Regions from separate parts of the Mus musculus genome. Here region 2 is linked to region 1. A link is a loop called in an ENCODE intact Hi-C map of the cell type or tissue named here. Cell type or tissue: left cerebral cortex. All regions are shown on one strand. Each heading gives the region's core, and the rest is flanking DNA. Links, peaks and the distances in the headings are about the cores only.

The links. Peaks named below come from ENCODE experiments on the same cell type or tissue, not always from the same donor. Only the 100,000 strongest peaks of a DNase experiment are listed, where the experiment ranks them.
Region 2: it touches region 1 in a loop (3.0-fold over the local background); 3 of 42 quality-filtered maps call a loop at or near these places.

What each region holds. Positions count from the first base shown.
Region 1 is chr9:58,434,535-58,439,908 of GRCm38, forward strand. No RefSeq gene overlaps it. Among named protein-coding and RNA genes, the nearest start is that of 4930461G14Rik, 18 kb to the right of the region's middle. In left cerebral cortex, for the core only: no CTCF peak of the experiment used is centred there; DNase peaks (open chromatin) are centred at 1,587, 1,961, 2,297, 3,233 and 2 more places; H3K27ac peaks cover 3,600 bases.
Region 2 is chr9:58,372,391-58,377,764 of GRCm38, forward strand. It overlaps 1700072B07Rik (RIKEN cDNA 1700072B07 gene), which reads left to right. Exons shown (of 3, transcript NR_040727.1): 2 at 1,281-1,341; 3 at 1,547-1,793. Among named protein-coding and RNA genes, the nearest start is that of 1700072B07Rik, 4.6 kb to the left of the region's middle. In left cerebral cortex, for the core only: a CTCF peak has its summit at 1,978; a DNase peak (open chromatin) is centred at 1,875.

The DNA.
Region 1 (5,374 bases), core at 127-5,126:
CTCCTGTGGGGAAAACCTTAGCTTCTGACCACACAGGGGAATCAAAAGAGTCCCTCTCAGTCACTGAGTAAAACGGGTCAGAAGTGGTATCTATGGTTCACTGGGCTCAGCAAATAGAGAAGCCGTTACATTTCCTTCTTAACCCAGGATTAGAGGAATAGGTAGAGGCAAAGAGCAGGCTGGGGTCATTCACGGTCCTTGGCCCCCAGTCAAACTTTTTTCCAGCAACTGGAAGATTGTTAGAAACCGAGCAATAATCTGGAAAAACATCAGAATTGTTGTGTGGTGTGTGTGTGTGTGTGTGTGTGTGTGTGTGTGTGTGCGTGTGTGCGTGCGCGTGCCTGCGGTGAAGAAGATTGCTGAAGGGGAGTAAAGTAACCTCCTTGCATGCACATCTGAGCTAACCCTCCTTATCCTCCTATCCCATTCCTATCTATTCTGGCAAAGAATGAAGCCCGATAATTCCAAACACCAAGTCTATTTAACTTGGGGCCTCATTACAGAATTATTTTTTCATCAGGAAATCTGATGAGGCAAAATGGTGTTTGGTGTTAGCAAATATTGAGCCAGTTAGCTTCCCGAGGGTTCCCACTGGAGGGAGGGTGCTGGGAAACTCTGTTGTGACTGCCCATCTGAGAAGATCCAACACCTCTCTGCTGTGGCCTAGGCTATGGCCCCTCCCTGAAATGTTCCAGAGCAGTGGTTCTCAACCTGTTGGTTGTGATCCCTTTGGAGAGTCAAACAACCCTTTCACAGGGGTCTCCTAAAACCAGCGGAAAACACAGCTGTTTACATTACAATTCATAACAATAGCAAAATTACATTTATGAGTAGCAAAAAAAAATAATTTTTATGGTTGGGGCTGGGTCACCACAACACAAGGAACTCTATTAAGAGGTTGCAGCATCAGGAGGGTTGAGAACCACTGCTCCAGAATGTCCCCTCCCCTTGTCAACCTGGTGAAGAACCATGCCTGTCACGTTGGGCCTCACCACACCTAGGCACTGTGCATGCCAGGGAGGCATTCTGCAGAATGGGCTGCATCCCCGGTGGCTTTCTGAACTTAAGAGAGATTGTCACTCAAACTGCCCAGGAAGCAAGGTAGATGTAGGACTCTTGACTGACACCAGAGCCTAAGGTTAAGTTAGGTTGTGCTGCCTCTCTTTATAGATAGAAGTTCTAGACCCTCAGGAGACCTGAGCCCCTGTATTGTTTTCCGTTCTTTCCAGCCTGATGCTTCAATTCAATGTCCATCAAACCGGAAAGTTTGGAGCTAGAGTTAAAAGTCTACAAACTGCAGGAAAACCGAAGCCTTCTGAGCAGATCTCATGCTGTGGAAGTTAGCTTCTCTTTATTTTGTTCCAGCCTTCTGCCCTTGGTTTTAGGGACCCTGGCTGAGTCTGGCACTACCAGGGCATGCCTATTTGTTCCTGGCAGTTTGGAGCAGGAGGATTTCAGATACTGGGGTTTGGGTCTCTCCTGTGCACACAAGCACCTCTGTGTGCTTTGCCATACTCAGCCTGGGCATGTTCCCAGGCAATGAGAGCCAGCTGAGGGGGATGGGAGCCATTGCTGGGTCCCAGGCCTGATGCAGAATAGCTTCTCCATATAGGAAGGACTGTCACCCTGATAGCCAGTGGAGCTTGGACAGAATCCTTCAGATTCCCCCTTGCCATCCAGGGGAGCTTAAACCAAGAGTTTCCAGCTGGGCAGGAGGACCATAGGGTAAGCCATGCCCTGGGTACTGGCTGTCTGAGTGCCCAGCTGTGCCCACATTACCCCTGTGCATTCCCAGACAAGCTTGCCTACACTATCCATACTTGGGACAAAACAGCCCTACAAGAATGAATCAATGGCCCTGAGTCACTACAGCTCGAATGCTATCTCCCTGCTCTCCCCTCTCCCCCTCTTCCCTCCTCTGGGCTTCAAGCTCCTCTCCTTGATTCTTCCTTTCTCTCCCTCCCTCGCTTGCTCTTCTCTTTTTCGCTCTCTCTCCCACACAGCTGCCTCTTAAGAATGCCAGACGATGGTTCCTTGCTGCTTTGTAGTCCCAAAGCTCCAGAAGGCCTTAGGGTTACAGTTTTACTGTTCTTTTTCCATTAGCAAAAACTCTCACTGGAACTGGACAACCCTACTCAGGGTCCCCTGACCTCTATCCACAAGAATGCGCCCTTCTCTCCAGCCTTTTACCTCCACTGATGGTTTGAGCGCATATGCGTACTTCCAGGCATATGTACAGGCATGCCCACATCACCACTTCCTGCCTGAGTAGATCAGAGACCGAATAGATGGCTTAGGGATGTGCTCAAGAGGTAGGAAGGTGGGAGGCCCTCTGGCAGACAGAGGAGGGTGGCTTTGGCAAACAAAGGATGACAAAAATGGAAGTATTTACATTGTCAGTGTGTGGAGGTACTGCGTATCTGCCAACTGCAGGCTGAGCTGATGACAAATGGTGGTTATGATGCCCAAGAAGTGCCTATAAACCTAGGGGTCACCTAAAATCCATCTCTGGGCAAACTTGGGCAGCACTATGGTCTGGGTAATCAGTGGACGGCCTCAGAGCTGGGGTGTGGCAGCTATGCCATAAAGGCATAAAGGCCACAGAAGGTGAGGCACTGGCCTAGGTCACAGTCAAAAATTCTATAAAGGCCAGAGAAGTGAGTGGGAATTTTAGGTGTCCCACACTAAATAGTACATTGCAATGACTCAATCCTGCTAATGCTGCATGAATCTGCCAGCGATGATCCGTGATGAATGCACGCATCTGTGTACCATAAAACTTTATATGGGGGCACTGAAATTTGAACGCCATAAAAATTATCTCATATCATGAAATATTATTCTTCTTTTGACTCTTTCTTCAATCATTTAAAAATGTAAAACCCATTCTTCATTCACAGGCCGAATAAAAATGGGGAGTGGAGGCCTCTGCTTGCTGATCCCTGAGCCAATGGGAGTAGGAGGCAGAATCTGGCTTCTGCATGATAGAGAAGCTATCAGATAGACAGCAACCCCTAGGCCTCTGCTTCAGGGCCTCCGAGGAGCTTTTTCTCTCTAGGGAGAGAAGCCAGAGCTAGGCATAAACCAGCATCTAGGGCCTTCAGAAGTTCTAGTTCTTCTTGCAAATCACTAACGCAGCATTTTGATGGCAATTCGCTTCCCATGTAGCCTGCCTACTGGGAGAGATGCTCATCTGCCAAGACAAACATCCGCTGCACTTGAGTAGCATCTTATTATAAATTAATAAATTGGCATCGGGTGCGTATATAAATATCAGTCCCCGTGAGCTCGGAACATGCGTCTGCCACAGGAAGATGAATCTGCTTAGCACTCAGCTCACACAGCAGCTTCCCGAGTCTCCGAGTCTAGCAGCCAGGCCCTCTGTACTTTCTCTAGGTTGATGCTGTCTTTAAAGGCCTCCAGGCTGCCTGCTGGCCAACTCTCACTGCCTCTACTGCCCAGCTCGCTGTGATGCAGGGTGGACTAGCCTGGTGCCCAGGTGTGGATAGAGGAGTCAGAGGTGGGTAGGAAAATAAATGAGGAGGTGATGGTGGGTGGCTGGGATGGGTGAGCATAATCAGTACGTCTGTGCCCACTGGTTAGAGTACTTTTGGTGGCCACAACAGGTGACAAGATAGCCACATATGTCCTGAAGGTAGAAGAAAGAGTTAAGAGCTCGAACATAGTAAGGGCCCGATACATTCCAGCTCTAAGGCATAGCACCAGCTCTGACTCACTTTTCTCCCTTTCTTACTGCTTTCAGGACCTCATGTTCATGTGTTTGACCCTCACAGGCCTGACTCAGGCCCTCCCTGACTCAGTTATTAATTAAAACACAATTCTCTGTGTTCTGGCCTTCCAGGAGCATTTGGGCATATACTCTCAAGCCAGGGAGCCTCCAGCCTTTATTGATCATCAATGCTAAATGTTTTGCCCCAGATCCCACTTACAGGTCCAGAGCTCTGCACAAGAGAAATCTCCCTCTCGTTTAGGCTTCCAGAATGGAGTCCCATTCCACTGCTAACCTTCACCCATCTCTGCTACTTTCTTAACAGTGCAGTCTCCATCAGTGCCTCTGACCTCCTGCAAGTCAGGCTAATGGCTCGTTATTCTTGGATCGTTGAGTCCTTTCTTCTAAGAAGCCCTCCCTGATCGTCACCAGTGGAGACCACTTACTTATGGGATGTTATAGCTCTGCACCTATGGCTCATCATTACACACAGAGGTGTGTGTGTGTGTGTGTGTGTGTGTGTGTGTGTGTGTGTGTGTGTGTGTTGGGGGCTGCTCCAAGGCCTCCCCACCTCCCTTTCCTCTCCTCCTGGAGTTGAGACAAACTGAGCCTCTATAGGTGCTGAGCAGCAACTAGCAGGGCTGATTGCTCCATCTTAAATGAGGACTCGCTTAATTTTCCCAGCACAGCTTCCACGGGCGGATGCGCTGAGGGAACGCGGCAGGCCCGTTGGAGGAGGCAAACCGCTAGAAAATAAACACCCAGCCCAGCTATTATTACTTTTTGTTGTTGTTCATTTATCCCCTGCTTGGCTTCTGATAGGCTCCAGGATGGCTAAATAAAGCCAGGAATCGACTCCCCTCTCTTCAGCACGCCATCTTCGGCGAGGGAGAGCTCGGTCTGCGGCATAAATTAGCGGAAGCCGGAGTGTAAAAATATGATTCTGCGAACAAACAAAAGCCTCCAGTCATGAGACCCGCGGTGGCTGAGCCGTTCCCACTGCCGTCAGCTCTGTTTCCAAGCAATTAAAAGGCAGAGGGAGGAGAGAGATCAGCAGGCCTCTGGTGGGCAGGGGGGAGGTGGGTAGCAGCCGGCACATCCCCTGAGCCCCCACTGCCACCCAGGAGCACCTCTACGCTGGTGCCAGTGAGCCGATAAATGAGAGAGTTCTCTGTCTGCCCCCAAGGTGCTGAGGCACCTCCAGGATTGGTTCTGTTCTTTTTGCCTCAGTTTCTTCATCTTTACAATAAGCATAATAGCAGCATGCAGTGGCTCACGTCTGTCACCCCAGCACTAGGAGAAGCAGAAGTAAGAGGATCACCTCCTGACTGAGGCCAGCCTGGTCTACATCGTGAGTACCAAGCAAGCTTGGACAACACGGAGAGTCGGTACAAGTATATACATACATACAGGCAAACCCCCATATGTATAAAATAAAAATAAAGTAAAACTCAGGGCTGCTAGCCCTAGCCCAGGGTCACTGCATCAATCAATCAAGCCCATATGCAGAACGAGAAGCACAGCTACCTGGTATCACTTATATCCAGAGAGCTCTTTGGTGAATGAAACCAGACAACTAAGATCCACTGAGCCGTGAGTTGAGCTGGTGGACCAGTGTACTGCTGACCTGGGTCTGGTTTGTCC
Region 2 (5,374 bases), core at 82-5,081, 62 kb before region 1:
CCACAGAGCACGAAGGGCCTGAATCTGACCCACATATTTTCAGATACTCTTTAAGAAATGGATTTATTTGTGTGTATGAGTGTATGTTCATGCGTGTGTGTGTGTGTGTGTGTGTGTGTGTGTGTGCACAATTGTGTACTGTACTGGCTGGTTTTGTGTGTTAACTTGACACAGGCTGGAGTTATCACAGAGAAAGGAGGAAATGCCTCCATGAGATCCAGCTGTGAGGCATTTTCTCAGTTGGTGATCCAGGGGAGAGGGCCCATTGTGGGTGGTCCTGGGTTCTATATGAAAGCAAGCTGAGCAAGACCGCGGAAGCAAGCCAGTAAGCAGCATCCCTCCATGACCTCTGCATCAGCTCCTGCTTGATTTCCAGTCCTGACTGCCTTGGGTAATGAGCAGCAATGTGGAAAGTGTAAGCTGAGTAAGCCCTTTCCTCCCCAGCTTGCTTCTTGGTCATGATGTTTGTGCAGGAATGGAGACCCTGACTAAGACATGTGCGTGTGCTCAGAGTCCAGGACGAGGCATTGGATGTCCCCCTCGAAGGAAGCTTCTCATCTTAAACCTGGGGCCCCCTCTTTCCCCACTAGCCTAAAAGCCAGCAAGCCCCAACTACTCTGTCTCCTCCTCTTCTACTTCAGAGCTGGGGTTACGGGTTTGTGCCAGATGCCCAGTTTGTTACATAGGTGCTGGCATCCAAATTCCTGTCTTCATGATTGTGCAGTAAACACTCAACCCTGAGCCATCTCTCCGGTCTCATTTGCAGATTCTTACCAGCACTTTATGTCTCCTGGGTCTCCTGGAGCTAAAGAGTCCCTGCTTCCACTTGTGTATATAATTGCCAAAGAGTTTGGACGCCAGTTTATTACTTTCCCTTTATGCATCTCTGTCTCTCTCTGTCTCTCGCTCTCTGTCTGTCTGTCTGTCTCTCTCTGTTTCTCTCTCCAGATTTCTGCTTTAAGTATCTATGCATAGAGATGCTTCAGGGCATGAGAGCCGTAGGTTCTGGACTGGCATGCTTGGGATTAGCATTACAGAAGGCCACCTGGGCCATCTTTGCCCTTAGGAATCTGGCTGTTAGCTGATGGGCTGCGTTGGTGAGGAGGGAGGGGGCCTTCCAGGGATCAGAGGACTCTTACCTCCAGACATTTCAGACTTTTACCTTGTTATTTTGGTTTTGGTTTAAAATAGTATGTCATTGACCTGGAATTTACTAAGTAGGCTAGGCTCACTGGCCAGCAAGCCCTGGGTCCTGCCTATCTCTTGCTTCCCTAGCACAGGAATGTTGGTGTCACCATATCCAGACTTTACCTGAGCCTGCAGAGGAGTGATTGAGTGCAGGTAAGAAAGCTCTTGGGTTGTGGTGCCAGGCAGACTTGTGTCTAAATCCAGATGGGGACAAGTGACCAGTACATGTAGCTTTTGACTCTTGCACAGCCTTAGGAAAGTGGCTTGGGACTAAACCCCTTTTCTCCCAAGAGAAAAGGTTACACTAAGCTTTTGTGGGGCACATCACTTTGCTGCAACCACCTTTTCCCCATTCCAGGCTCCAAGAGCGCTCCTTTGTTCTGCTTAAGCTTGTGCGTCATATGGCTCCTGGCCAGCCTCCCTGCTAGATCTCTTCCAGGTGGAGAGAGAGCGAGGGCCTTTACCTATGGCACAGAAGGCCATGTGAAGGTCATCATCCCGTGTTGGTGGCAGACTGAGACCTCTGGTTATAGGGGGGCAGACACCCACTGTTGAAGTTGCTCTTATTCCCTCTCATCTATGTGACTAAAGCGTGATTCCATCTGGTGTTGGGTGACTTGTGTGTTTCTTGGCGACACCTGCCAGCCGCGGAGTGGGTTGATACCCTGAGCCTGCTGCTCCTGGCAGCAGGCTTTGTTGTACCATTTACCATCTTCCACACAATGAGACTCCTCCCGGGAGGCGGAACAGAAGTCATCCGTCTGACACCATCTCTTCTTACCCTGTATGAATCTCTCCCCGGCACCCTGTGGGGAGGGGTGGTAATGCCTGTTGGGCTTGAAGGATAAATGAGGGAGTGTCTGTAAAGAGTCCAGCAGGGCTGGCAAGCACAGTGGCACCAGCACCCAGTTCTTACTTCACCCACAGCTTCACCATTGCTATTCACTATGCCCAGGGATTGTTCATAAAAATCACCGTGATGAAGACAGTCAAGATGCCGCCTGATTCCTTGAGGCTTGTAGTAACATCTGTGCCCATGTTCAAAGACCCTGTGAACCTGTCAGTTTCTGCTCCTCTGCATATTGGAACCTAAACACACACACACACACACACACACACACACACACACACACACACACACACACATACACACGAAAGCACAAAGCAGCAAGACCAATGTGAGGAGCCGAGTTGACTTGCGTTCCCTTCGTGCCAATACCACGTGGCACAATTCTGAAATGTCATTCACTGCATCTCTGTTACTAGTACCAGCCCCCTCAGAGTATACCTCCCAGGACCCCTGGGATCTGGGACAGTCAGGGCTCTTCATAGAAATCATGCACACTGGAGCTACTTTGTTGTACCTTTCTCTTCGCCCCTCCTTGTAGGGAGCTAGGATAAGTTTAGATTTTTGGGTGTCAGGCTTTCTGCCCTCACTCCCACAGAGCGGGGTATTTCTGACAATGCTGGAGATGGCTGCGTGTCATGTGTCACCTGTGATAGGAACAGGGCGCGGGTGGAGCTGGAGGCAACAGTGCTCCTCTGAGCACTGACATGGTTGGGGTCTCCCTGAACCAGAGCAACCCACCCACACTATGAGTCTTCTGTACTACTTGGGGTGCCTAGGAGTTATTTGTTGCCTTTTGGGTCACTTCCCAGTTCTTGGGGAACCCACCTTCCAGCTTACTGGCTACAACACTAAAAATGACCCACAGGAACCATTCCAAGTAATGTCAAGCTGGGGTGACAGTTCTTTGAATCCCGTGCTGTCCCCGAGGACTTTGCTCCCAGCAGCCCCGTGGGGAGAGCTGTTCTGGAAGCTGCACGCGGTCATGACGGGGCAGGTGGGGGGGTGGAGGGCTGGGGAAACGCTGCAGCCCAGATTGTGCGGAGAATGGAAAGAGTGAAATGGAGAGGAAAAGGGACAAGACATTCCTGAGCACACCAGGGACAGCTAATGGAGGGAAATAACGTGGCTAATTACGTCTCTGAAGGCTATCCATTCCAAAATAAATTTTTAATGAAAAAATAATGCATGCTCCCTGCAACTTAAATCTGGTGGCGAAGGGAATGAGCTGAGCCTCTCCGTGCAGCCAAGAGCAGTGATGTGTATCTCGGAGCAACAGTGCCTTCCTTGCAGGTCATTTCCCTGATGTCCTCAGCCCCAGCAGGCATTTGAGGCAGGGTTCCACGGAAGCCAAAGGAATGGAGCAAGGCAAATTCACATCCATTCCAGGAGCGACTCCCTCACACCATGCATGCTCAGGTGTGTCTGCTCTTCTTGCGCCGAGCTTCCTCCAGGAAGGGACCCTTCCAGCTTCCTCCTCCACCTTCTCTGCCAGGGAGGGCTGGATCTTAAATACAGGGGTATAGAGGTGAACTCTTTTTTTTTTTTTTTTTTTTGAGATGGAAGCTATTATCTTTGTTTAGTAAGTGAGGCTGGGAGAAAATGAGCCCTTTCCCTTCTCTGAGACAATCTGTAGACCCGAACATGGAGAGAGAAGCTGGAGAGTCAGAGTCTGACACAACTGGACTCATGTTCTAGTCTTAGAGCGGATTTGTCATACGGTCCAGGGCAAGTCACCATTGCCTGTGGAATGGGGCCCTTGCTAGATTTGCTGTGTGGTCTAAGTCATCTCCATAAAGCCCTCAGCTTACAGCACTCAGCTCGCAGCAGTGTCTTAGCACATTGCAAGCATGCAGGAAACAGTGGCTCTTTGGGGGTAGTGTGTTCTAGAAAACACTGAAGCAAATCTTGAACCCCTTCATGAAACTTGTGAGACTTACAGCCTGTCTGTGGCTGAGGTGGACAGCAAGGAACATTGGGTCAGCTGGGGAGTCACTGAGGCTGCTGCTGGCCCTTGACCTCAGAAAGACTCTATGATCAAGGGGTCAGTCCTTGTTCCAGTGCTTGGGAGGCCAAAGGGTGGAGGCAGCAGGAAGCCCTGGAAAAAGAGGCTGATGTGCTCTAAGGCTCAGAGGAACCCAAAACACATGGGCCTCAGACATTCTAGCATTTTGTGACACTCCTCAAATTTAGGAGTCTGTGAGCACCCCTAAATCTATGAGCACCTCTAAAAGTCAGGATGCCGTGCTTCCAGTTCACTCCTCAACATATTCAGAGCCACGGACACAAAATATGTGCCCAGATCTGCACACTACACATTGCAACATGCCTGCACTTCCATACTTCCCTAGACAGTTTCCTCTGGGGAGAGCCTACACTCTGCAGTATCCTGCATATGTGCTCACAACCTGCACACGTGTGCACACATACAGACATACACACATACACACACAGACACATACACAAACACACAGAGACACAGTCATACAGACACACACACACATACACAGACACACACAGACACATACACAGACACACACACACAGACACAGTCATACAGACACACATACATAGACACATACACAGACACACACACAGACACAGTCATACAGACACACAGACACAGTCATACACACACACACACAGACACAGTCATACAGACACACACACAGACACATACACAGACACACACACACAGACACAGACATACAGACACACACAGACACAGACATACAGACACACACACAGACACAGTCATATAGACACACACACACACAGACACAGTCATACAGACACACACAGACACAGTCATATAGACACACACACACACACACACACAGACACACATACAGACACAGTCATACAGACACACACACACAGACAAATACACAGACACACACACACAGACATACAGACACACATACATAGACACATACACAGACACACACACAGACACAGTCATACAGGCACACACACACAGACACAGCCATACAGACATACACACACAGACAGTCATACAGACACACACACACAGACAAATACACAGACACACACACACAGGCATACAGACACACACACACAGAGACATACAGACACACAACACAGACACAGTAACTCACAGGTCCCCCAATGAGCTCCCTTTACAAGGAAAGCACATGTGGGCCTTGGTGGTCATGGTGGCAATTCCCAAGAGAAGCCATCTCTAGTGAAATTCTAAGGGGCCAAGGAGGGAGTGGGCAGGAGAAAGGCTTACGAGGGACACAGCAAAAGGGACCCCAGGACTACTGTGTTGGGGTTGGAAGAGATCAAGGAGGACGCTGAAGCTTAGCAATGGCACTT